Regions from separate parts of the Homo sapiens genome. Here all the other regions are linked to region 1. Evidence: chromatin loops called from intact Hi-C (ENCODE). Cell type or tissue: PC-9. All regions are shown on one strand. Region 1 overlaps AHSG (alpha 2-HS glycoprotein). Region 2 has its middle 23 kb from the start of EIF4A2. Region 3 holds the start of CRYGS (crystallin gamma S).

The links. A loop is a pair of places that touch in the nucleus more often than their neighbours do. Peaks named below come from ENCODE experiments on the same cell type or tissue, not always from the same donor. Only the 100,000 strongest peaks of a DNase experiment are listed, where the experiment ranks them.
Region 2: a loop joins it to region 1, with 6 times the contacts of the local background. A loop is called at or near these places in 48 of 110 quality-filtered maps.
Region 3: it touches region 1 in a loop (6-fold over the local background); 13 of 110 quality-filtered maps call a loop at or near these places.

Annotation. Positions count from the first base shown.
Region 1 is chr3:186,613,547-186,621,546 of GRCh38, forward strand. It overlaps AHSG (alpha 2-HS glycoprotein), which reads left to right. Exons shown (of 7, transcript NM_001622.4): 2 at 2,139-2,249; 3 at 2,897-2,981; 4 at 3,641-3,804; 5 at 4,990-5,091; 6 at 6,311-6,394; 7 at 7,040-7,772. The coding sequence ends at 7,384. Among named protein-coding and RNA genes, the nearest start is that of AHSG, 4.5 kb to the left of the region's middle. In PC-9, CTCF peaks have their summits at 1,480 (motif pointing right), 1,684, 3,685 (motif pointing left) and 3,889; DNase peaks (open chromatin) are centred at 1,495 and 3,575; H3K4me3 peaks cover 602 bases; H3K27ac peaks cover 372 bases.
Region 2 is chr3:186,756,680-186,764,679 of GRCh38, forward strand. It overlaps the pseudogene PSMD10P2. Among named protein-coding and RNA genes, the nearest start is that of EIF4A2, 23 kb to the right of the region's middle. In PC-9, no CTCF peak of the experiment used is centred here; a DNase peak (open chromatin) is centred at 3,912; H3K27ac peaks cover 2,347 bases.
Region 3 is chr3:186,536,472-186,544,471 of GRCh38, forward strand. It overlaps CRYGS (crystallin gamma S), which reads right to left and starts at 7,909. Exons shown (of 3, transcript NM_017541.4): 1 at 7,835-7,909; 2 at 2,884-3,126; 3 at 1,972-2,497. The coding sequence starts at 7,855. The coding sequence ends at 2,225. In PC-9, a CTCF peak has its summit at 4,206 (motif pointing left); a DNase peak (open chromatin) is centred at 4,230.

The DNA.
Region 1 (8,000 bases):
GGAGGGAGCTGGGTGGGGTGTGAGGTGGTGTGCAGGAGAAAAAGTGCTTCAAATGGTAGTGTGCAGATCACAGACAGAAAGTGTAACTTGCTGGAAAAACTAGGACCCAAGAGACCAGCTCCTAGTTGCCAAGTTACCACTGGCTGAAAATCACGTATCTGTCTTTGGTTTGGTTTCTCTCTAACAAAGACTGAGAATGAATAAAACTAGCATCTGGCAGATGCCTACTATATGCCAGGCCCATTCACATAGATTATCTCATTTACTCTTTCCCGGTCCTGCCTCCTGGTGCTGTGTGGTACATATATTGTTCTTGTCTTACCCAAGAGGAGACCAAGGCTCTGTTGTGTGTGTGTGTGCAGTTTTTTTGTTTTTTGTTTTTGTCTTTTTTTTTTTGGTCCAAAATCATATAATTACTAAGTCTTCAGGCTGGGATTTGATTCCATATCTGTGTTCCTTCTTCTACACAAACTGCCTCCCAAAGAGAGTTACCCACATCCCAGAGAGAAGTCTTGGCATAAACACAATTCACCTCCTCACACACTAGACAGGAAACCAACGCAGCTTGAAGCCAGTGACAAGAAAAATCAAGCTGGAAATATGCCTCGGGGATCAGTCAAGAGATTTGGAGAGGTGGAAAGAAGCTGTCTGCCTACTGCCTGTTTTGAAATTAGATTTATTTCTGATTAAGGACAATTCTTTCAGCAAATATGTATTACAAGCCTTCCTTGGACAAGAACCAGAGATATTAGGTTGAACCATATAAAACTGCCATTTTTCTATATCAAAAGCAACCAAATATTGGCCGTTTTAATGGTTCAACCTAATACAGTGGTGAAAAAGGCACAATATGTGCCCACAAGAGCTTACAATCTAGGTTGGAAAATAAGGTCAACAACAGGAAGCCTGGACCGACTGACGACTGCCATCCGTCTCACAAAGAGACAAAATATTTGAAATCAGGATTGCTCCGGATGGATTTTAAGAGTGCTGCAGCCATATTAAAGCACAGTGGTGGTTAGGAGGAAACGCTGATCAAGTCAGGGGAAATGAACACGCAACACGCACATCTGAGGGAAAAGGTAATCATGAATGGGCATTGTGACTTTTACTAAAGGCAGAGCTTCAGAGTTGGTTCCCTTGAGAAACCCAGGTGTACCCGGTTCCTGTTCGCCAGAGCTGTGAACGCTTTCAGGCAGTCACTCTGGGCACACCTGGACATCATAAAATGCGGAGCTTCTCCCAGGGGAGGGGATGCTGAGGCTTCAGGTACTAGTGAATCAGGCAGAACCAATGAGAGGCAAACAGAGCTGGGCTGAGAGGAGAAAAGGCATACTTGTACCTTCTGGATTTTTCAGGCTTCGAAGACAAGATACAGAAACAGGTGAACTCACAAGAATATCTCCAAGGATTGTTGCAAGCTCCCTCGTGTCTACACTAGTGACATCCAGTTTCCTGTCAGAGGGAGACATGCCCTTCCCCATTATCGCCAGCAGGGGGAAGTAGAGAGCAGCATCGTTGCATGCCGGCACCTGCTGCACAAGCCAAGACAAAGGAAAAACCAAGGACAACAGCAGCAAAAACCTCTAGGAGGGAAAAGAAAACGGAGGAAGGAAGGAAAGCAAATAATGAAAAGGAAGAAAGAAAGAAGGAGAGGGAGGGATAGAGGAGATTAAAAAAAGACAGTAAGATATTACCCTACACCACCTTATTTTGCAGCTTGTCTGAGAAAAATCCAAACTTGCATTTTCCAAAGCACTGCTTGAAGAGTGAAATCTTAAAAAATTAAATAAATAATAAATACAAATAAGTGTTAACACCCATTTGTAGTTTTCAAATAGAGCTCAGAGTGAGGGCTGTGGCTCCATCGACTTGTTCAAGCCCAGGACCCCGTCTGCTTTGCGAGCATCATCTGGTGCTTCCTTAATCAACAGACGAAGACCAGACAAGCCCTGGTCATTGTCCTGCCCACAGGCCAGTTCAGAGCTAGACGGAGTTGCAGACTGACAGTAAGAATGACATTTCCCTCACCTCTCCAAAAGCGGGGTGCTCTCAAGCCCAATGAGGGCGCATACCGTGGACCGCACCACAGGATCAGGGGAATAGGTTGCTCACGGCTTCACTCTTTGTCTCCACAGCAGCCCTCCGGAGAGCTGTTTGAGATTGAAATAGACACCCTGGAAACCACCTGCCATGTGCTGGACCCCACCCCTGTGGCAAGATGCAGCGTGAGGCAGCTGAAGGAGCATGTGAGTACCCTTCTTAGGATGACTGTAGGTGGCCCTTCGGCCAGCTCCACCGATTCACCCAGCGTCTCAGCCTGCCTTCTTGGCTAGCCAGGGTGCAGTTTCTAAAATTGCCATTTGTGGCCGAGCGCAGTGGCTCATGCCTATAATCTCAGCACTTTGGGAGGCTGAGGCAAGTGGATCGCCTGAGGTCAGGAGTTCAAGACCAGCCTGGCCAGTATGGTGAAACCCCATCTCTACTAAAAATACAAAAATTAGCTGGACGTGGTGACGGGCACCTGTAAATCCCAGCTCCTCGGGAGGCTGAGGCAGGAGAATCGCTTGAACCCGGGAGGTGGAGGTTGCAGTGAGCCAAGATCCTGCCATTGCACTCCAGCCTGGGCAACAACAGTGAATCTCTATCTCGAAATAATAATAATAATAATCATCATCATAAATAAAATTGCCATTTGATGCCACTTGCCCTGGGGCTGATTTTTACAAGCGTTTAACTATATCGTTGTATCCCTGAAAGCAGAGAGTGCCATGTTTCAGTATTACCCAGCAAAGGCGATTTTGCAAGGGTCACCTTTGACAGCCGTGCCTGGAGGGAGCCTGCCCGGGGTGCGAAGGGGAAGGGCAGCCATCCTCACGTGGGTTTCTTTCTCCAGGCTGTCGAAGGAGACTGTGATTTCCAGCTGTTGAAACTAGATGGCAAGTTTTCCGTGGTATACGCAAAATGTGATTCCAGTCCAGGTACAGATGACTATTCTTATTCTCATTTTTTCCTTGTAGAGAAAGTGGGGAAGGGATCTGAATAATTTTCAACTTAAGTAGTTCTAGCAGCTTTGTCGGTGAGGAAAAGGAGAAGCCAAATTTCCTGGGTTCTGGGATTTTTAAAATTGTGTTTTAAGAAGCTACTCTTGGCCTGGTGCGGTGGCTCACGCCTGTAATCCACCCACCCGAGGCAGGTGGATCACCTGAAGTCAGAAGTTCGAGACCAGCCTGGCCAACATAGTGAAACCCCCATCTCTACTAAAAATACAAAAATGTGGTGGTGCTCGCCTGTAATCCCAGCTACTAGGGAGGCTGAGGCAGGAGAATCGCTTGAACCTGGGAGGCAGAGGTGGCAGTGGGCCGAGATCGCACCACTGCACTCCAGCCTGAGTGACACAGAGTGAGACCCTGTCTCAAAAAAATAAGAAGTTATTCTTACTGGAAGTGAAAATTGCCTCGTGATGATAAGAGCTCCTGCAGAAATGTCAGCATAGCAAAAGCCTTTTGAAGGTTTAGTAAGAAGCAGAGAAAGTGCCTGAAGCTATCTGGGGAATGCCTTAGCCCTTGCTAACGCAGCAGAGCTGGGGCCATGCCAGGGAGAATGGCTGCCCACATCCTGGTTTCCTCTCTCCGAGCAGACTCAGCCGAGGACGTGCGCAAGGTGTGCCAAGACTGCCCCCTGCTGGCCCCGCTGAACGACACCAGGGTGGTGCACGCCGCGAAAGCTGCCCTGGCCGCCTTCAACGCTCAGAACAACGGCTCCAATTTTCAGCTGGAGGAAATTTCCCGGGCTCAGCTTGTGGTAAAGACTGAGATTCTTTTGACAGGTTGGGCAGTTCGGTGGCACTTCGGGAATGTACTGTACGTGGTGGAGCGGGAGGCAGGGAAGAACAGGCGCAGGGGCAGCGATGAGAAAGCAAGGAGAGGGTTGTTTGGAAAGGGAAGAAAGCATCCTAAGGGGGTATGAGGCTCCTGAGTGTCATGAGGACCCCAACACCCTCAGCGCCTCCCCCATGCTGAGCCACTGTAACGTCCAGCAGCCACAGCTGCCGGCAGGTACATCCCCACTCCCTCCGTTCCAGCTAAAACCAAAGCTCAGTGTCAGCTGGTAGAGTTGCCCACGTCGGCCAGAAGCACTCACTGTAAATTTGCTGGGCTCCAGTACCACCCATCTCCGCTGAACATCTGCCACAGACTCGTAATTAATACTCACTTGTGCTGACAAGCTTATAATGGCAAGATCTTAAAATGCCTTTCGAGTCACTGGAGAAAACATCTCATTGTACTGTGGGTGGTTTAGCACATTGGAATTCAACAGAATTCAAATGTTTAAGAAAATGTATTCTGGATATCAGCCATGGCCATACTTGGAAATACGCTAGTATAGACGGCAATTCTATTAATCAGAATATGTGATTCTCAGAACATCCCCACCCCAGACTACACCAAATAACAGATATTTTATTGTGTCCATATGCTCCAACTACTTTAAAAAAGAAAAGCTCAAGTGATATCTTCCATACTTTCATCTAAATCTTTTCATTTGAGCCTGCTCTATGAAACAGGTGGAAGAGGTATTAATCTCTTCACTTTCCCACCCTATTTTGGAATAACCTGAACCTTGGGTATCAAGTGCAGCCCAAGAGTGAGGGCTGGGGGGAGGCAGGGTTCCCACTCCTATCAGTCTAATGCTGGCCTTCTGATTCCGGTTTCCTATCTGCAAACTCACCTCCACCCTGAAGGACCGGTGATGGATACTTGCCCCTCCTACAAGGAAGACACAACCCCTACCTCTAAAGCACAAGCACTTGAGAACACAACCCCATAGCAACTGCCCTATGTAAGCCATTGAGGGACATGTCTTCTGGGCCGACGCATGGTCTGCATGAATGGTGCTCCCCGAAGGAGGCTACTTCCCGCTCTCCTTCTCTGCCCTTTTCATTGTAAGTCATCTTTCCTCAAGAGCATTTTCATGTACTCTTCTCAGCCCCTCCCACCTTCTACCTATGTGGAGTTTACAGTGTCTGGCACTGACTGTGTTGCTAAAGAGGCCACAGAGGCAGCCAAGTGTAACCTGCTGGCAGAAAAGGTGAGTGGGCCGGGACCTTGGGGTGTTACCACTCGGACAGAGCTGTTTGTGGAACAGAACATCCTTGGATAGTTTGTATCTTGGGGCTGCAGACAGAGAATAACAGTGCAAATCCCCTCTCCCTGTGGATCACGGCAAGCCTTCTTTTAGGGTGTCACCTCATCCCTTTAAGAGCTGTCATCAAATCATCTCACCCACTGGAAGCACATGAAGTTAGGAGAAAGAGAGAGGCTATTTGCTAATGAAGCCAAGTCACGCCCACCCACTGGGAATGTGAAGTGCACATTTTCTAGACATATAACTCTGATACAAAAGCTTTCAAGTCCTTGAGCCAATAATGTACACTTCTAGGATTTTAGTCTAAAGAAGTCATCAGTGGCCAGGCATGATGGCTCATGCCTGTAATTCCAGCACTTTGGGAGGCCAAGACGGGTGGATCGGGAGGTCAGGAGATCGAGACCATCCTGGCTAACATGGTGAAACCCCGTCTCTACTAAAAATACAAAAAAATTAGCCAGGCTTGGTGGTGAGCGCCTGTAGTCCCAGCTACTCGGGAGGCTGAGGCAGGAGAATGGTGTGAACCCAGGAGGCAGATGTTGCAGTAAACTAAGATCGTGCCACTGCACTCCAGCCTGGGCAACAGAACGAGACTCTGTCTCAAGAAAAAAAGAAAAAGAAAAAGAATTCATCAGTGACATTTGACAGAATATATCTATAAAAATGATTTATTATGGATATAAAGAGACCAAAAAAGAGAGATCTGTATGTCCAACAGGAAGGTGTCATTGAATAATCCATGCACATCAGTAAATAGAAAATTGTGCAGACACTAAAAATTGTGTTTTCAAGGAATAATGAATGATATGAGAAAATGCTATTATGGCAAGTGAAAACACACAGGATACAACATCGTATAGTCACAATGATCTCAATTTTTAAATCATATTTAATAGTATTTTAAAATAAGAAAGAAATGCATCAATGTTAACAGTCCTTCTTTCTAGGCCACCACCAGAAAGGGATTATGGGTAATCTCTCTCACTCTCAAAGTATTTCTGTATTTCCATGTTATATATAGAATCATATACCTCCCACAAGCAGAAACTATAACTTTAAGAAAAATGGTTTTTCAAACTAATTTAAGGTTGGCGCGTCAATGAAATTGGGGGGGATCCATTTTTGAAATTAGTTAAAATAAATCCTCTTTCTCTGTGGGCAGCAATATGGCTTTTGTAAGGCAACACTCAGTGAGAAGCTTGGTGGGGCAGAGGTTGCAGTGACCTGCATGGTGTTCCAAACACAGGTAACAGCTCCGTGAATATTCTTGCCTACACCTTCAGAATACAATGACCCCTTCACATTTATGCAGTGCAGTAGTGATGACAGGACATTTGCTCTCCTGTGCTTCTGAATCTCACAGTATGAAATAACACTGGGGTATGCGGAATCATCAACAAATGGAAGGATATTTTAGCTATGCCTTTCCCTCCCACGAACTAGTGACTACAGGGAAGAACCATCTTACTGTGTAGTTGACAAAGCCACCTTTTTATTTGTGGGAGGTGGGAGTGGTTTTCTGAGTTGCAGAGACCAGGTGGCCAGATCTACCTGTTAGCTCCCAGTGGCTGCAGCTTCAGATGACAAAGAGGGTGGCACTGCTGGGCAAGGGTGAGCCATAGGTGGGGTGCTTTTACTCATTGGACATATGCGTGTAAGTCCACCATCACAAAGACAATCCTAGTGAGGCCGGGGCCAACATAGGCCAGTCACCCCTCCTTGTAACCTTGATGACAATCCCTTGTACTTGGGTAGGTCCTTTCTTGCTAGACTCTTTGCAAATAAAAATGTATAATGTGAGGAAATTGGGTGCCAGTGCCACCTGGGCCTGTGGGTTGTCTTGCCTGGGAGGAGGAAGCAAACTAACTGAAGGAAATGGTCCTTTTTCCAGCCCGTGAGCTCACAGCCCCAACCAGAAGGTGCCAATGAAGCAGTCCCCACACCCGTGGTGGACCCAGATGCACCTCCGTCCCCTCCACTTGGCGCACCTGGACTCCCTCCAGCTGGCTCACCCCCAGACTCCCATGTGTTACTGGCAGCTCCTCCAGGACACCAGTTGCACCGGGCGCACTACGACCTGCGCCACACCTTCATGGGTGTGGTCTCATTGGGGTCACCCTCAGGAGAAGTGTCGCACCCCCGGAAAACACGCACAGTGGTGCAGCCTAGTGTTGGTGCTGCTGCTGGGCCAGTGGTTCCTCCATGTCCGGGGAGGATCAGACACTTCAAGGTCTAGGCTAGACATGGCAGAGATGAGGAGGTTTGGCACAGAAAACATAGCCACCATTTTGTCCAAGCCTGGGCATGGGTGGGGGGCCTTGTCTGCTGGCCACGCAAGTGTCACATGCGATCTACATTAATATCAAGTCTTGACTCCCTACTTCCCGTCATTCCTCACAGGACAGAAGCAGAGTGGGTGGTGGTTATGTTTGACAGAAGGCATTAGGTTGACAACTTGTCATGATTTTGACGGTAAGCCACCATGATTGTGTTCTCTGCCTCTGGTTGACCTTACAAAAACCATTGGAACTGTGACTTTGAAAGGTGCTCTTGCTAAGCTTATATGTGCCTGTTAATGAAAGTGCCTGAAAGACCTTCCTTAATAAAGAAGGTTCTAAGCTGAATGTGGTCATGCTTATTGCGACTTCATCCCAGCTCCCCTCACATGCATAGCCTTTTACCCCAACAAACACAGTGTCCCTAATCAAAATCAAAGTGAAAAGAGAACCAAAAGAGAACAAAAACCTGCTGTATTGCCAGATACAGGAAAAAGTGAGACTAGGATCTTTCCACAACCCATAAGATGTGACCATTTCTTTTTTTTTTTTTTTCTGAGACGGAGTCTTACTCTG
Region 2 (8,000 bases), 140 kb after region 1:
TTATATAACTCCCACTTAACATCCCTGTTTGAATGTCAGGCTTAATATGACCGAAACAGAATTCTCAGTTTGGTGTCAACAATAGTAGCAAAGAGAACAGAGAAGTGAATCACTATGGCATAGCAAAAACCTCTTTATGGGATACTAGGTAGGCTTTTGAGAACACACATGGCCCTTCCCAAGTCTAACAGTATGACACGGAAGAAAACATTTCTCTACATGACCATCAAATGTCAGGTGTACCTTCATGAGGGCCTCAATCCAGAGGTCTTTTTATTCACTATTTTTGGAGAATAAACCTCTAGCCAGAGTGGAGGAGGGAAAGCTGCCTAATTACCTGTGGCAGGGGAAGAAATTCCTGAAGTTCCACTGCGTTTTCAACAGATTTTCAACCAGCGTCCATGTTTTACTCTCACGTCCCCATGTCCAAAGGCACATGGTGCCGCCAGTTCCTTGTCTTTGGGGTCTTTCCGCAGCTTAGATGAGGTTGCTTATCAGCTTTCCTCACTTCCCTTTTAGGACTAAGCTTTCTCCCGTCTGCTAATTTTGTCATCATTTTCCCATTTGCTTTCCAATTTAAGCAACTTTGTGGGCTGTTGTCTCTTTTCCAATTTTCTTTAGTGTTTAAGTACTTTTTTTTTTTTTTTTGAGACAGGGTTTTTCTGTCATCCAGGCTGGAGAGCAGTGGCATGATCTTGACTGACAGCAGCCTCCACCTCTCCGGGCTCAGATGATCTTCCCACCTGCAATACCACACCCAACTCATTTTTTGTATTTTTTTGTAGAGGCAGGGTTTCGTCATGTTGCCTAGGCTAGTTTCAAACTCCTGGGCTCAAGGCATCCGCCTGCCTCAGCCTCCCAAAGTGCCGGGATTACAGATACGAGCCACCGCGCCCAGACTTTAAGTCTTTTTTAATAACACTTTTTACTGTACTTTAGTGAGCTTTCAGGAGAGAGTAGAAGCTAAAGAGCAATCTTCTGATTTTAACCAAAAATCAAGACTGTAATCCATAGAGACGAAATCCCGTTTGAAGAGGAGGGGCAAGGAGAAGCCAAGGTAGGGCCATGGGAGCCCTGGGGAGCCTCAAAATCCACCTAGATCCACACACTATTCAGAGTTCCCTGGGAAGCCCTGAAACCTCAATTCCCACTAATTAGCCGACAGGATTGCCCTGGGGAACTCACATCTCAGTTCACGCCAGCAGAGCACTTAAACAACTATCTTGAATAAATCCTTTAATCTCCGTACAATCCAACACCTTCCAGGCCCTATAAGAACCAAGGGCACTGCAAGGAAAGCAGCCAAAGTTGGAAAATAGGTGTCCCGCAGGCATATTTAGTAATTATGCCTCAGCGTGTACATCCATTCCTAATGATTCCTCACTGTCTACAAACACAACTGAGAGATCAGATAGAGATTGCGTACCTCTATTTTATCAGACTTAGATCTGATTAATCTAAATTCCCATATACTTATAGAAATGCATGCCCTGACTCTGCTTTTGAAACTTGGAACATCACTAGGTTCACTTTCTTTTTTTTTGAAACAGGGTTTCACTCTGTTGCCCAAGGTGGAGTGCAGTGCTGCAATCTCGGTTCACTGCAACCTCCAACTCCCGGATTCAAGCAATTCTTGTACCTCAGCCTCCAGAGTAGCTAGGATTACAAGCGCCTGCCACCACACCTGGCTAACTTTTTTGTATTTTTAGTAGAGCCAGGGCTTCGCTATGTTGGCCAGGCTGGTCTCGAACTCCTGGCCTCCAGTGATCCACCTGCCTCGGACTCCCAAAGTGCTGAGATTATAGGCGTGAGCCACTGCGCCTGGCCTACTTAGTTCACTTTATTTTTTTTAATTTTTTTGAGATGGGGTTCCGCTCTTGTTGCCCAGGCTGGAGTACAATGGCGTGATCTTGGCTCACCGCAACCTCCGCTTCCTGGGTTTAAGCAATTCTCCTGCCTCAGCCTCCTGAGTAGCTGGGATTACAGGCATGTGCCACCATGCCCGGCTAATTTTTTGTATTTTTGGTAGAGACAGTGTTTCTCCATGTTGGTCAGGCTGGTCTTGAACTCCTTACCTCAGGTGATCCGCCCACCTCGGCCTCCCAAAGTGCTGGGATTACAGGCGTGAGTTGCCGTGCCCGGCCATACTTAGTTCACTTTCAGTAGATTTTCCTTTCAATATCTACTTCAGTGAGTCTAACAGATTCAACAGTTAATTCAAAATTCGAGAAGGCAGGAAAATCACGAAGTTCCCGTTGAAGAACTCCAGAGGATCTTTTGCCTTTTACTTATTCTGGAATGAGGGAGTTCAGCCAAGGAGCATCTCCTTTGCTTTCTGCTCCCTGGGAGTTTGCCAGCTGAGTTTATCACAGCACCACCTTGTCCCAAAACTAAGTTTTGAGCTGTGTTCATATTAGAAGCACCCTGGGCCAGGCAGCTTGAGACCAGGAGTTTGAGACCAGCCTGGACAATGTGGCAAAACCCTGTCTCTAGACAAAATACCAAAATTAGCTGGGTGTGGTAGTGCACACCTGTAGTCCCAGCTACTGGGGGTTGAGGGCAGGGGTGCTGAGGCAGGAGGATGGCTTGAGCCCAGGAGGTTGAGGCTACAGTGAACCACGATCATGCCACTGCACTCCAGCCTAGGCCACAGAGTGAGACCCTGTCTTCAAAAACAAAACAAAACAAAAAAGACCGGGCATGGTGGCGTGTGCCTGTAATCCCAACTACTTGGGAGGCTGATGTGGGAGGATCACTTAAGCCCGGAGGGCAGAGGGAACGTCTCAGTAGAAGTTTCGGTGTTTCTTATTATATATAATAAGAGACAGAGCCTTGTGTTAGAAAACAAACAAGCAAAAAACAAAAACAAAAAAAACTTTTTTTCTCTAATGTCTCACTACAACAATCAACACAAAAGACTTCTGTCACCAGACATGTGGAGATGTCCCCTCACACACCAAGCAGAGGACACCAGCTGAGTGTCTTCCAGTTTAATTCAATTCTGACGTTATCATCCTGCATAGCCTCAGAAACCACAGGTTGAGGGCTCAGTCCCGCAAGTCTGCCCCGCCCCTTCTCACCATTCACAAGTCTATGCCTCGGGAATTTCTGACCAACAGGCTTCAGGTTGGGGTTCCCACAAACTCCTCTTTGGGTTTGATTAATTTGCTAAAGTGGCTCACACAACTCAAGGAAACACTTACGTTTACTGGCTTATTATAAAGGATATTTTTAAAAGTATGAATAAACAGATGAAGAGAGAGAGATACATAGATACATAGTGAGAGGTCTGGAAGGGTCCCGAGCCCAGGAACTTCTGTGCCCGAGGAGTTGGTTGAATGAGTTCTTTTTTTTTTCTTTTTTTTTTTTGAGATGGAGTTTTGCTCTTGTTGTCCAGGATGGAGTGCAATGTCACAATCTCGGCTCACTGCAACCTCCGCCTCCCAGGTTCAAGCGATTCTCCTGCCTCAGTCTCCCAAGTAGCTGGGATTTACAGGCGCCCGCCACCACGCCCAGCTAATTTTGTATTTTTAGTAGAGGCGGGGTTTCTCCATGTTGGTCAGGCTGGTCTCGAACCCCCACCTCAGGTGATCCACCCGCCTGGGCCTCCGAAAGTGCTGGGATTACAGGCATGAGCCACGGCGCCTGGCTGTTGAATGAGTTCTTATTCACCTTCCTGTCAGCCTCCATGTGTTCAGGTCTCCAAAACTCCCTGAACCCTGTCCTCTTGGGCCTTTTATGAAGACTTCTTGGACAGGCATGACTGAAGCATGGACAACCATGTTGAAATGTGATTGGACAAAAAGGGAATGATCTAAACCCAGCAAGTCCTGTCTGTTCAGATTCTTCTTGGCTCTTCAGTGCAGCATTCTTACCTCCAGGTAATGAGGCAGAACTTCCTCTGGAATGGAGAGTTTTATGAGTCACAATTAGATTAGAATCCTGCATCAGGCAGGTGAAAGAAGGGCAAGAGAAGGTCAAAGAGAGAGATTCTGTTTACTGTGACATGGGCTATGGGAGTTATGAGTCACGAACCATGGATGAAAACACATATATTGGCCAGGTGCTGTGGCTCATGACTATAATCCCATAGCACTTTGGGAGGCTGAAGTGGTAGGATCACTTGAGCTCAGGAGTTCTAGACCAGCCTGGGTAACATAGTGAGCCCTCATCTCTAAAAATAAATAAATAAAACACACACACACACACACACACACACACACACACACATATAAAAAATAATATCACAAGTTCCTGGGAAAGCAAAATGGAGGTGTTCTTTTTTTTTTTCTTTTTTTTTTTTTTTGAGATGGAGTTTTGCTCTTGTTGTCCAGGATGGAGTGCAATGGCACAATCTCGGCTGACTGCAACCTCCGCCTCCCAGGTTCAAGGTTCAAGCGATTCAGTCTCCCGAGTAGCTGGGATTTACAGGTGTGTCTAACCTAATGGTCTGCAACCTGGCCTACAGAGGAAGCTGGAAGAGTTGAAGGAGAGTATTCTGGCCGATAAATTCCTGTCTAGTAGAACTGACTAGAACAGCAGAACTGCATTGCACTGGGCATGCTCAGCCAGACATGCAGAAATTGTTGAATTTTTGTTGCAACTTGGAGTGCCAGTGAGTGACAAAGGCGATACAGGTTGGTCTCCTCTTCATACTGTGGCTTCCGCTGGGCGGGATGAGATTGTAAAAGCCCTTCTGGGAAAATGTGCTCAAGTAAATGCTGTCAGTCAAAATGGCTGTACTCCCCTACATTATACAGCTTCCAAAAACAGGAATGAGATTGTTGTCAAGTTACTAGAAGGCGGGGTTGATCCACATGCTGAGGACCATTGTGAGGCTACAGCAATGCACCGGGCAGCAGCCAAGGGTAACTTGAAGATGATTCCTATCCTTCTATACTACAGAACATCCACGAACATCCAAGACACTGAGGGTAACACTCCTCTACACTTAGCCTGTGATGAGGAGAGAGTGGAAGAAGGAGCAAGTGTCCCAAGGAGCAAGTATTCACATTGAGAATAAAGAAGAAAAGACACCCCTGCAAGCGGCCAGAGGTTGCCTACGTTTAATACTCAAGTGAATGGTGGAAGGTTAAACAGCTTGGATTTATTCTTACCTTTTTTTTTTTTTTTTTGAGACGGAGTCTCGCTCCATCACCCAGGCTGGAGTGCAATGGTGTGATCTTGGCTCACTGCAACCTCTGCCTCCCGGGTTCAAGCAATTCTCCTGCCTCAGCCCTCTGAGTAGCTGGGATTACAGGCATGTGCCACCATGCCCGGCTACTTTTTGTATTTTCAGTAGAGACGGGCTTTCACCATCTTGGCCAGGCTGGTCTCAAACTCCTGACCTCAAGTGATCCGGCCGCCTTGGCCTCCCAAAGTGCTGGGATTACAGGCATGAGCCACCGTGCCCGGCCCTATTCTTACTTTTTATGTTGTGTTGTTGTTCCCAGTGTCCTGGAAACTAATGTACTTGTGCACAATACATCATCTATGAATGATAAAGTTTTCTCACCTTCAAAGTCGTATAAACATGTTGACCGTTGTTCCTGCTGAGTTACTTGTTCTAAGCTTACAGCTTTGCTTTCCAGGCATCAAATAACTGTTGAGATTGTTCTACTGCTGTCATATATTCTTGTATATTGAATTCTGGTCAATTTTGAATAACTAATTCTGTGGCTGTTGTGAGTTTTCAGCACCCTCCCATGTACCTTATATCCCTTTCTGAAACAGAACCACTCCAATAGAAATAAGCCAGTTGTTCTACCAGATGTTTCTATGTGGATTCTGTAATGTGCCTCCATATAGTTAAAACATCCTAACTTGTTTTTCAAGCTTCCTCAGGCCTATGCCAACATTTCTGGTTTTTTGTTTGTTTGTTTGTTTTTGTTTTGTTTTGTTTTGTTTTTGAGATGGATTTTCACTTTTGTTGCCCAGGCTAGAGTGCAATGGCACGATCTCGGCTCATTGCAACTTCTGCCTCCTGGGTTCAAGCAATTCTCCTGTCTCAGCCTCCTGAGTAGTCAGGATAACAGACGCATGCCACCACGCCTGGCTAATTTTTGTATTTTTAGAAGAGACGGGGTTTCATCACATTGGTCAGGCTGGTCTCGAACTCCTGACCTCAGGTGATCCGCCCGCCTCGGCCTTCCAAAGTGCTGGGATTACAGGTATGAGCCACCGCGCCCAGCCTAAAAATTGTTGTTGTTGTTGTTTGTTTGTTTTTTTTTTTTTTTTTTTTTTGAGACGGAGTCTCGCTCTGTCACCCAGGCAGGAGGGCAGTGGTGCAATCTCGGCTCACTGCAACCTCTGCCTCCCGGGTTCAAGCAATTATCTTGCTCAGCTTCTTGAGTAGCTGGAATTATAGGCACATGCCACCACGCCTGGCTAATTTTTGTATTTTTAGTAGAGAGGGTTTTTCACCACGTTGGTCAGGCTGGTCTTGAACTCCTGACCTGGTGATCTGCCAGCCTCGGCCTCCCAAAGTGCTGGAATTACAGATGTGAGCCACCATGCCCAGCCACATTTCTGTTTTGTTCAGCCATGAGATTTAATTTATTTTTGTGATAGGAGGAACATTTCTTTTTCTTTTTTTTTTTTTTTTTTCAGACAGAGTTTCACTCTTGTCATCCAGGCTGGAGTGCAACGGCATGATCTCAGCTCACTGCAACCTCTGCCTCCTGGGTTCAAGTGATTCTCCTGCCTCATCCTCCTGGGTAGCTGGGACTACAGGCGTGTGCCACCATGCCTGGCTAATTCTCTTTTGTATTTTTAGTAGAGACGGGGTTTCACCATGTTGGCCAGTCTGGTCTTGAACTCCTGACTTCAGGTGATCCACCTGCCTTGGTCTCCCAAAGTGCTGGGATTACAGGAGTGAGCCACCGTGCCCAGACGGACATTTACATATTTTAGTGGACCAAATGTTAAGTTGGAGGGTGTGCTCTGAAATAGTAAACAACAATAGCCCATGTACCCACGTATTTTTGTGATGAGCTGTTTACTCTAAAATAAAATGCATGGCTTTTTAAAAATACCTATATTGAGTCATCTTGTATTGAAAAGAATGTTAAGCTTGTTAAAATGATATGTAACAAAAATGTATTTTGATTTGTATTTCGGAAACTAAAAAATAAGATGTTGAAAGAAAAAAAATCACAAGCCTGATAAGTTGTAATGAAGGTTTTCTTCACCAATCCGTTTCCTTTAATCCTGATATCACCAGACTGTACATATTCCTCACCCCTTCTTCTTATTTATTTTATTCTGTTTTATTGTATTTTGTTTTTTGAGACAGGGTCTCACTCTGTCGCCCAGGCTGGAGTGCAGTGGAGGATAACAAAGTAATGGTGAATACTTTGAAAATTTGAAGTACTTGACATAATAGCTTTCTTACAAAGCATATTAAATGATATTGTAATTTATAGTTTCTTTCATTGAGATCAAGGCTAAGCCCAAAATTTTAAAGGAAAATAAAAATGAAAGGGCACTACCCCTTGACTCTTTTCTCTCTTTAGGGAAGACTCAAAGACCTTCTAGGAGGTAGTATCAGAAAGTACCAGCGACTTAGGCATCACTTCAAGTGTTTCAATGGGGACAGGCAGGAAAGTGGCATAGTGGTGGTTCTAGGAGATATTTTTTCCCCCAAATCCTAGTAGTTAATCAAAAATAATCGTCACCAGCAACAACTGAAAATACTTATGGGGCTAGTCACAGACTTCAGCCGTCCCACTATTTAGAATTTTACATTGAAAACAAGATCTAGCTGGGTGAGGTGGCTCACGCCTGTAATCCCAACACTTTGGGAGGCCGAGGCAGGCAGATCACCTGAGGTCGGGAGTTTGAGACCAGCCTGGCTAACATGGCGAAACTCTGTCTCCACTAAAAATACAAAAAATTAGCCAGGCATGGTGGTGGGTGCCTGTAATCTCAGCTACTTGGGAGGCTGAGGCACGAGAATTGCTTGAACCCGGGAGGTGGAGGTTGCAGTGAGCCGAGATCGT
Region 3 (8,000 bases), 77 kb before region 1:
TAGGGTTGTCAGATTTAGCAAATAAAAATATAGGATACAGTTAAATTTGAATTTCAGACAAATGACAATTTCTTAGTGTAAGTATGTCCCATGTAACATTTGGGACATACTTATGTTTATTTTTCTATCCCAATAGACAGTGAGCTCCATATATGGGAATATTCAGAGACTTGTCTTAGAGAAATTCTTGTGATGGAAATAGGGTTAAAATGGTTTAAGGGTGCCCTTGCTTTATTTTATTGAGATCCCCCATTTCAGAGCGATAAAACAATAAAAGGTAGGGGGAGATAACTGAATTATCAGGTGCTGTTCTGGGTGTGGGTGACAGGTAAGACACCAGCTTCTTGTCCTAACAGCTGAATGTTCTACCAAAAGAGCTGGGACTGACTGATAGATAAGGATATAAAGTGTTTTTGACCTCTAATATCAATTGTTAGTCAAATTCCTTTTAAGCAGAAAGTTGATTGGTGTGTCTGCAACTGGAGAAAATGATAGCAATCTCTTTCTGGACCAAGGCATGAACCAGGAGGCATGCAACACTCCAAAATAATAATCCTGCTTTTATCTGTCAAAAGCCATCTTCTACTTCTCTGAAACTGTGGTTAGTCATCCTGACACTTCTTGTTTTCCTACCCTGCTGCCAGAACTGCTTTTCTAGTTGAACAGACTGTGACCAACTCACCAAAGAACATGGCAAGCAGTTGATATGAGAAAAGAGACTGATACTAACTTACTTATCACAGCCTATTTCTTTGGCAAAAAATCAGTGGATTTCTGAGGTCACTTCCAGAAATTATGCCTCTAAAAGTAAGTGTCAGTAGTCCTTGGTCATCAGCTAGTTTTTTAATGTCCTCCTGCTGGTGTCTGGGGAATTAGAATGTTTGTGTTGGATGAGACTCCAGAGAGCATTTGGCTCAACTCCCTTGTTTTGGAGATAAGGAAAGGTAGCTTCATGGTATGGTGGCAAGATCCAGAGCTGATGGCTGCAGTCAGCTCACAGGCCAGAGCTCTTTGCAGCTCAGCAAATGGCCTCCCATTCCTTCTCCATTTGTCAGGTTTCCCTCCCTTACTTACACCCACTTTTTTCAGTCTCTCACTTGAAACAGACAAAATGACAAAAGGGAGGGGAAGATAACAACATGAATAAACATATTTTGGGGTGAGTATGCACTGTGCACTATAGAGTATACACAAGGGAAATTTAGCAATTCTAATTTGTCCTTTTGGGGAAGGCTCCTAGATGACAGGGGCTTTGCTATCTCATTTACAGATGGGTGCATTCTGCATATCCCCAGGTTCACTTGTATGTTCACTAAATACTCCTGGCCATACTGTTTCCTTCTTCATTCTTCTCTTCAAGATTAAATAAAATCTCAGGGGTTACTCAAAGCAAGTAAAACTTGATAAAACTCCATTTCAACTATTATAATGTAGGGACACTTTTAATATGTCCTTTCTTTACACAAAAAATCTAAACTTAGGATTGAGAAGTAACTAACATAGCAGGCTTTAGATCTTAAACAAGGACTTCAGATGGCTTATGGCTCCACCATTTTCAAATAATAACCCTATTTTCACTGGCTGTTCTTGATAGACACTCTGTCCCCTCAACTGGAACATCAGAGGACCCCGTCTTTTCTACCTTTAAAAATTTTCAGGGGCTTCTACAGACACTATATGCACAGATCTCCAGCCAATGTGTTGAATGTATGTGTTAGAAAGCAGAACAATGACTTTGGGAGCAGAAGTAGCCTGGACTGAATCCTGGCTCCTCCATCCACCAACTGGTGAATTTGGGCACATTTTAAATTTCTCTCAGTTTCCTTATTTATAAAATACCGAAAAACTACCTCTCACAGGGTTGTAAGGAGAAAATGAAATAATGTAGGCACTCAATAAATGGTAGCAATTATTACTGTGCCTGTTGAATTAATGCAAAACATAAGCTAAAGGAACCACCACATGTCAGTATGACTTTCTAACCTTTTAATGAGATCTCATTTTGTTTGGCACAAAGATCTAGATTGGTGATCTGGCAGATGGGTAGCTTTGTGTGACTGCCCACTGTGGCGAGCACTGTATTGCTGGTCCCTAGAAGCATTTAAGGAGAGGCATTATAGTCAGCAGTGGGATGCATGCCAACTGTTTTATTGATGATGCCTATTTGGACCACAAGGCCAGCCAGCATTTGGGCCCCAGGAAGAATATGGCCCCATTCATGTCATTACTCCACAATGCGGCGGAAAGACTGGACAGCTGGGGAGGCTGCACCCCAATCGATGGGCTTCCGGTACTCCTTCTTGTCCAGGAGGTACTGCCTGCCACGGTAGTTGGGTAGCTCATAGAAAATCCAGACACCCTCCAGCACCTTACAGGAGTGGATCTCTCGCATGTGAAATTGCTCCATGATGGAAGGGCAATCTTCGGTGGTTTCATACATCTGACCACTAAAATCCCCTTTCTCAAAGATCTGAATCTTATACTGGCCTCCACTAGGCTGAAAAGACACAGGAGAAAATGAACAGAAACCATTATGGAAATCACCAGCAGGTCAAGAACTTAGAGAACAGTATTGCTCAGAACTTATCACCTTGAAAGCTAGATGATCTGAACTCCCATCTCACCATGTACTGACTAAAACAGCTAACTTTCAATAAGAAAAAATTAATTCTTCAAAACACTCAAGAGGCAGAGACAGCACCCTGGAAATTAGTGTAGTCATTCTAGTGATGAGCTGCTCTAAGATGTTACTCAAGCCTCAGCAGCCAACAAGCAGCTACTCATTAAGAGGTAGAGAAGACTCAAGAAAATGTTCACCTAAAAGCAAGAGAAAGCGGACAGAGGGCGTGGGAAACAGAGGGAGTACACAGTCCCCAGACTCACCAGATGAACAGCTCTGCAGGAGCTGAGGCGGTCGTTGAGGCCCATCCAACGCTGGTATTCAGGGTACTCTCCCTGTGGTAAGATGTACATGTACCCAGCAAAGTTGGGCCTTTCATAAACAGCCCAGGTGCCTCCTTCCACTTTAATGGAGTTGCAGCGACTTAGGTATGTGTGGAAATCTGCACAGTCGCAATCACAGTCATAGCGACGGCCTTGAAAATTTTTGTCTTCATAGAAAGTAATCTGAAGTAGAGGGCCAACAGAGAAAGAGCTGAGGAGCTGGGTGGCTTAATTCACAGATAAAAATTAAGAACATAATGCCTACTTTAGAAATTCCTTTCACCTCAATTTTGAGGAAAAATATGTAGCTGTACGTCACCTTACAACATTGCTTTCTGACAGACAACTTCAGTTGTCAACAACAGAAATGAGTTCTTCCTGAAGGCTGAACATGAAGCAAAACAGAAGAGGGCTCTAATAGAAGTGAGCAGTCTCAGACTCAAGTTCATTTTCCTTCCTTTATGTTCCCACAGCTCTCTGTACTTACATCATATTATAAATTATCCATTTATATGTCTACCCCTCCCACCAGAATCCTAGCATACTTTTTCCAAGGGCAAGTACCAAGCCTTATTTGAGCTATCAATCCTCTGTGCCCATCACTTGACTTCAATAATTGTTTCATGAAGATGACTCCTAGGTGATATGGAGGATACATAGAGAAAAATAAAGCATGAACCTTAGCTTTACAGAGCTTATTTTAGATAGATGTAGAGCTTTCATACATGAAAATGTATCATATCATGTTCTTTATTATTAGTTTATTGCCAACAGAGTAGTTGCAAAGTAACAAAATGATAAGAATCCTCTTTGCCTCCAACGCTTATCAAGTTTCTACCACAATGCCTGGGGTAAGTCTCTGATGGCACTGAAAAATATGCAGCCCTGTGAAAGCAGAAACAGTAAGTCTGGACTACAGAGCTCCCTCTCTACAATTAGCCTTACTATCTTCATCCAGCCACCTCTCTGAGCTTCAGCTTCCTATTTGAAGACTACAGCAGACTGGAAGTTCTGGCTTTAAAACAACTCTCAGAGCTTTTCTGGCTGAAACAGGAGACAGAGTTCCTAGGAACTCCCAAGGATTCACCAAGCAGTTCCTGAAAACCACGATGAAAACTACAAATGAGCTACAGAGCTTGTCCCTTGTTATTCAATAATTCCACAATCTTTTCATCTTTTTTTTTTTTAAGATGGAATTTCAGATCAATGCTAGGTTATAAACTGAAACCACAGGTGTCATGCTTCGAACCGTTAATTACCTGGCATTATGCCGCCACCTTGTGGCTGATTTACTTTATGGATTTCACGGGCGAAAACTATGTGAGTCATTTCAGATGAAAGGAGCAGAGCCGGATACTGTCTTGAGAGGATCTTTGAGCTGAGCATTGAAGGATAAGTAGGTGTTTTCCAGAGGCAAATGAAAAGGAACAAACATGTTTAAAAGAATAAAGTGAAAGAACATGGCCCATTATAGGGACAATAAGTAGTTCATTAAGTCCAGTACATATTGAATATGTGGTGAAGTACTAGAAAATAAAGCCAGAAAAATGACACCAGAATCATGCTGGAATCCCTTTGGTGATTATGAGTGAGTTGGACTTAGTAGTGTGTGCCTAGAAACGGATGGCTGCTGTGGGCCAGGTGAGAGATGATGAGGGCCAACCAAAAGGCAACTCCAATGTGAATGATGATGAGAAAACAGTAAAGAACTTCAGGATTTGGTGACTAATTAGATGGAGGGAATGAGAGGAAGAAACGAAGAATGACTCATAAAAAGCTATAAAATCTCATTCTCCTCTATCCTGGGTAGTTCTTTCTATCTAGATACTAATATACTAATAATTGTTTCCCTCCACCTTAATCTTTCCCTTCCCTTCCCATTTATCTCAATTATTCTCTTTCCTGTTCCCTAAAAGGGTCCCTTTTCCTTCCCACCCCTAAATCATCTACTTCCTCTCCTTTATCCCCTGCCCAAATTTCTTTATGTGTTTCAGTTCCCTTCCCATCTTAGCACAGTACAGATTTAGATATATGGTACCTCAGTTTACGGATGAAGAAAAAAAAGAAAAGTCTCAATACTACTGCTTTCTTGCTACGTGACCTTGGACAGGGCAATGAACCTTTCTCTACAGCTCTTCATTGGCAAAACAGGATGATAGTGTCTCTTGCAGACGGTATGCTCTGAGGGTCCAAGGGGATGTTGATAAAGTACTTAGTTGAATAGCTGACTCATGATTAGCAATAAGCTTTTGCTACAGTTTTTACAGATGAAGAAGTTAAGTGATTGGCCTAATGTCACTACCTAGTTACAAGTTAGTTGCAGACAAGCTGGTGGGCTGCAGTGCAAAACTCCTGGTGAGTAAACTATTGTTCACTTTATTTTCCTTTGCTGTCTTTCTGCCTGCCCAGTTAGCTTCGTTTAACATGGCAGCACTTACTCTCTTGGACAATGACCAAGGCTGGGCCTAAGCCTCAGGGGCTCTTCCTCATGACCTGTGGAGAGATCTTTAGGAAAGTCAAATAACTTCTCTAAGAATGGATAGATTCTAAACTCCTTAATTCATATGTTCTATTTGCCTTTGGTTTTTGACCAAACAAGTCACTAAAAAGAGCCTTTGCAAAAGATATCCTATGGGAAATGAAGTTAATAATACCATCTATTTCACTTCATAGTTTCTCACATTTACTGCCTTCTGCACATTTGCGTGACTAATTATCAATATCTGCTAAGTAAAAAGATACATGATGCCTGATACGGTCACCTGATGTCCACCCTCCCAGGAGACCAGCCAACCATCCAAAAGTTGAAACAAAGCCCTCATCCTGTTGCTATGGAATCATTACTGAGCTCCAAGACTAAGCTCTCCTTTCAGTGGGAGACCTTCTATATCTCAGAGCCAGAGAATGTTGCACCTAGCTGTGCTCAATTTCTTTTTGTAGAATAACCATGAAATCCATGCTATTGTCAGCCTAGAGGTTTTGACCTTTGGGCAAAATATTTTGTAGAGAAGGCTAAAGAAATGTGCAGAAAGTTTTCCTAGAAATTATTACAAAATTCCTATCATTATCAGGTTTATTTTTGGAAAAATGGCCTACTAATCCAATGCAGCAGAGAGAAAAATATCTTGAGTATCCCAGAAGTAATGAAAACATACTTAGTAAAATCTATTCCTTTTGCCAAGCCCATAACTCCTCTGATTAAACTGCTATCAAGATAGTGGGAAAGGAAGAAGCAATGAGAAAAAGTAAGAAATAATTTACTATCTCCTTTACCCTAGCAAGCAAAAGTTATTTAACTAAATGAACGACTCATCTATAAATAAAAAAGAGTACACTATTACTACTCTGCAAATCTTTAAAAGCAGATGTTTTCATCTAAGATGGTTGTAGAACAGCTTTACCTCAAGATACATGGATATCCCTCCTCTAAGGACCAAAAATTCTTTTTTAGTGGGATTTGCATGGTATATTTTCAAGAACCTCAGAGCACTGAAGACACTAATTTTTCTCCCCAAACCTCCTGAATGACAAGCATGATTATTAGTTCTATTTTCCAATGAAAAAAAAATCAAGCACTAATAAATTACAGAACAAGTTAACAGGTACCTTCTGACCTGATGCAACAGGAAGTACACAACATTGCCTATGTAGCTTTCTTGCCAAATATATTTATTCTGAATCTAAACATGAGGAAACAATTAGACAAATCTAGATTGCAAGACTTTCTAAAAGACATCTAACCTAGGCTTTGAAAAATGTCTCAAGAACAACAACAAAAAGGGTAGAGGGACATTTTTAGAGAGGCTAAAAAAAACTAAAGAGAATAAAGAGACATGACAACCAATTACAATACATGTTTTTCACTGGATCCTGTATTAGGGGAAAAGTCCACCATGAAGCACTTTTCTGGGGACAATCAGGGGAGATTTGAATATGGTCTCAATATTAGCTATTATATTTATGATAACTCTTGGGGACATGCTAGTGATACAGTGTTTATACAGGGAAATGCCCTTGTTTTTAGGAGATACATGCCTAAATACTTAAGGCAAAAGTATAATAAAATCTGCTACTAATTTTCAAATGGTTTAATAAAGAGAGATGGAAATAGGAGAGACCAAATATGGCAAAATGTCAACAACTGGAGAATATAAGTGAAAGATATACAAATATTCATTCAACATTTCTTTGCCATTCTTTGAGGATTCAATGGGTTTGAAAATTTTCAAATAGCTGGGGGTAAAAATCAGGCAGCAGTTTTGTCTCATCAGTGGAAGCGCAAAAAAGAAAATGAAAGCATATTCCCTCATTCCCAAAGCCCTACCTGAAAGAATAATTTCCAATCCAGTAATTGTGAGTTAAATATTTTAGAGGCAATTTTCTGACTGTAAGGGAGCACTTTATTTGAGGAACGAGTAAAAATAATTGCTTGAATGGAAGAGAGATGTAGGACTTTATTCACCTGATTGGCCCATCCACTTTGGCCTTTTAGAACACAAATGGTTGAGGCTAAATTTCAGAAAACAAAATTTTAATTGATTATTAAAAGTTTTCTGCTCAATATAATCCCCATTAGCATGCCTTATTCCTATGGAGAATATCAGTTGCATAGAATATTAGTTGCTAGAAGGCAGAAATAATAATGATATTTATAAATTACCTGTATAGTATTTAACATAGCACCATACATAAAGATAAACCCTTAATAAAGTGTTCGGTAATTCTGTTAAGGGTGGAAAATATAATAAGCATTTCTTAATCTTCTCTCTCAATCCCAGTTCTCTAACCACTATCATACTCACCTCTAGGCAAAGAAGCAAAAGCTTTTCTGTGTGTTGAATGCATCATTAGGTGAAAAGCGGGTAGGCTAAAAATCAATATGACTACTTACCTTGGTTCCAGTTTTAGACATTTTTGGTGCATAGACTGGTTTTCCCAGTGCTGAAAGAAATTCAGGAATGGCTACAGAGAGTTAGAGGCACAGTGACATTTATATGGGCTGGTTTCAGTCAAACATTTGCTTAGTCATGAGAATAGGATCCAAAAATTGAGTCAGT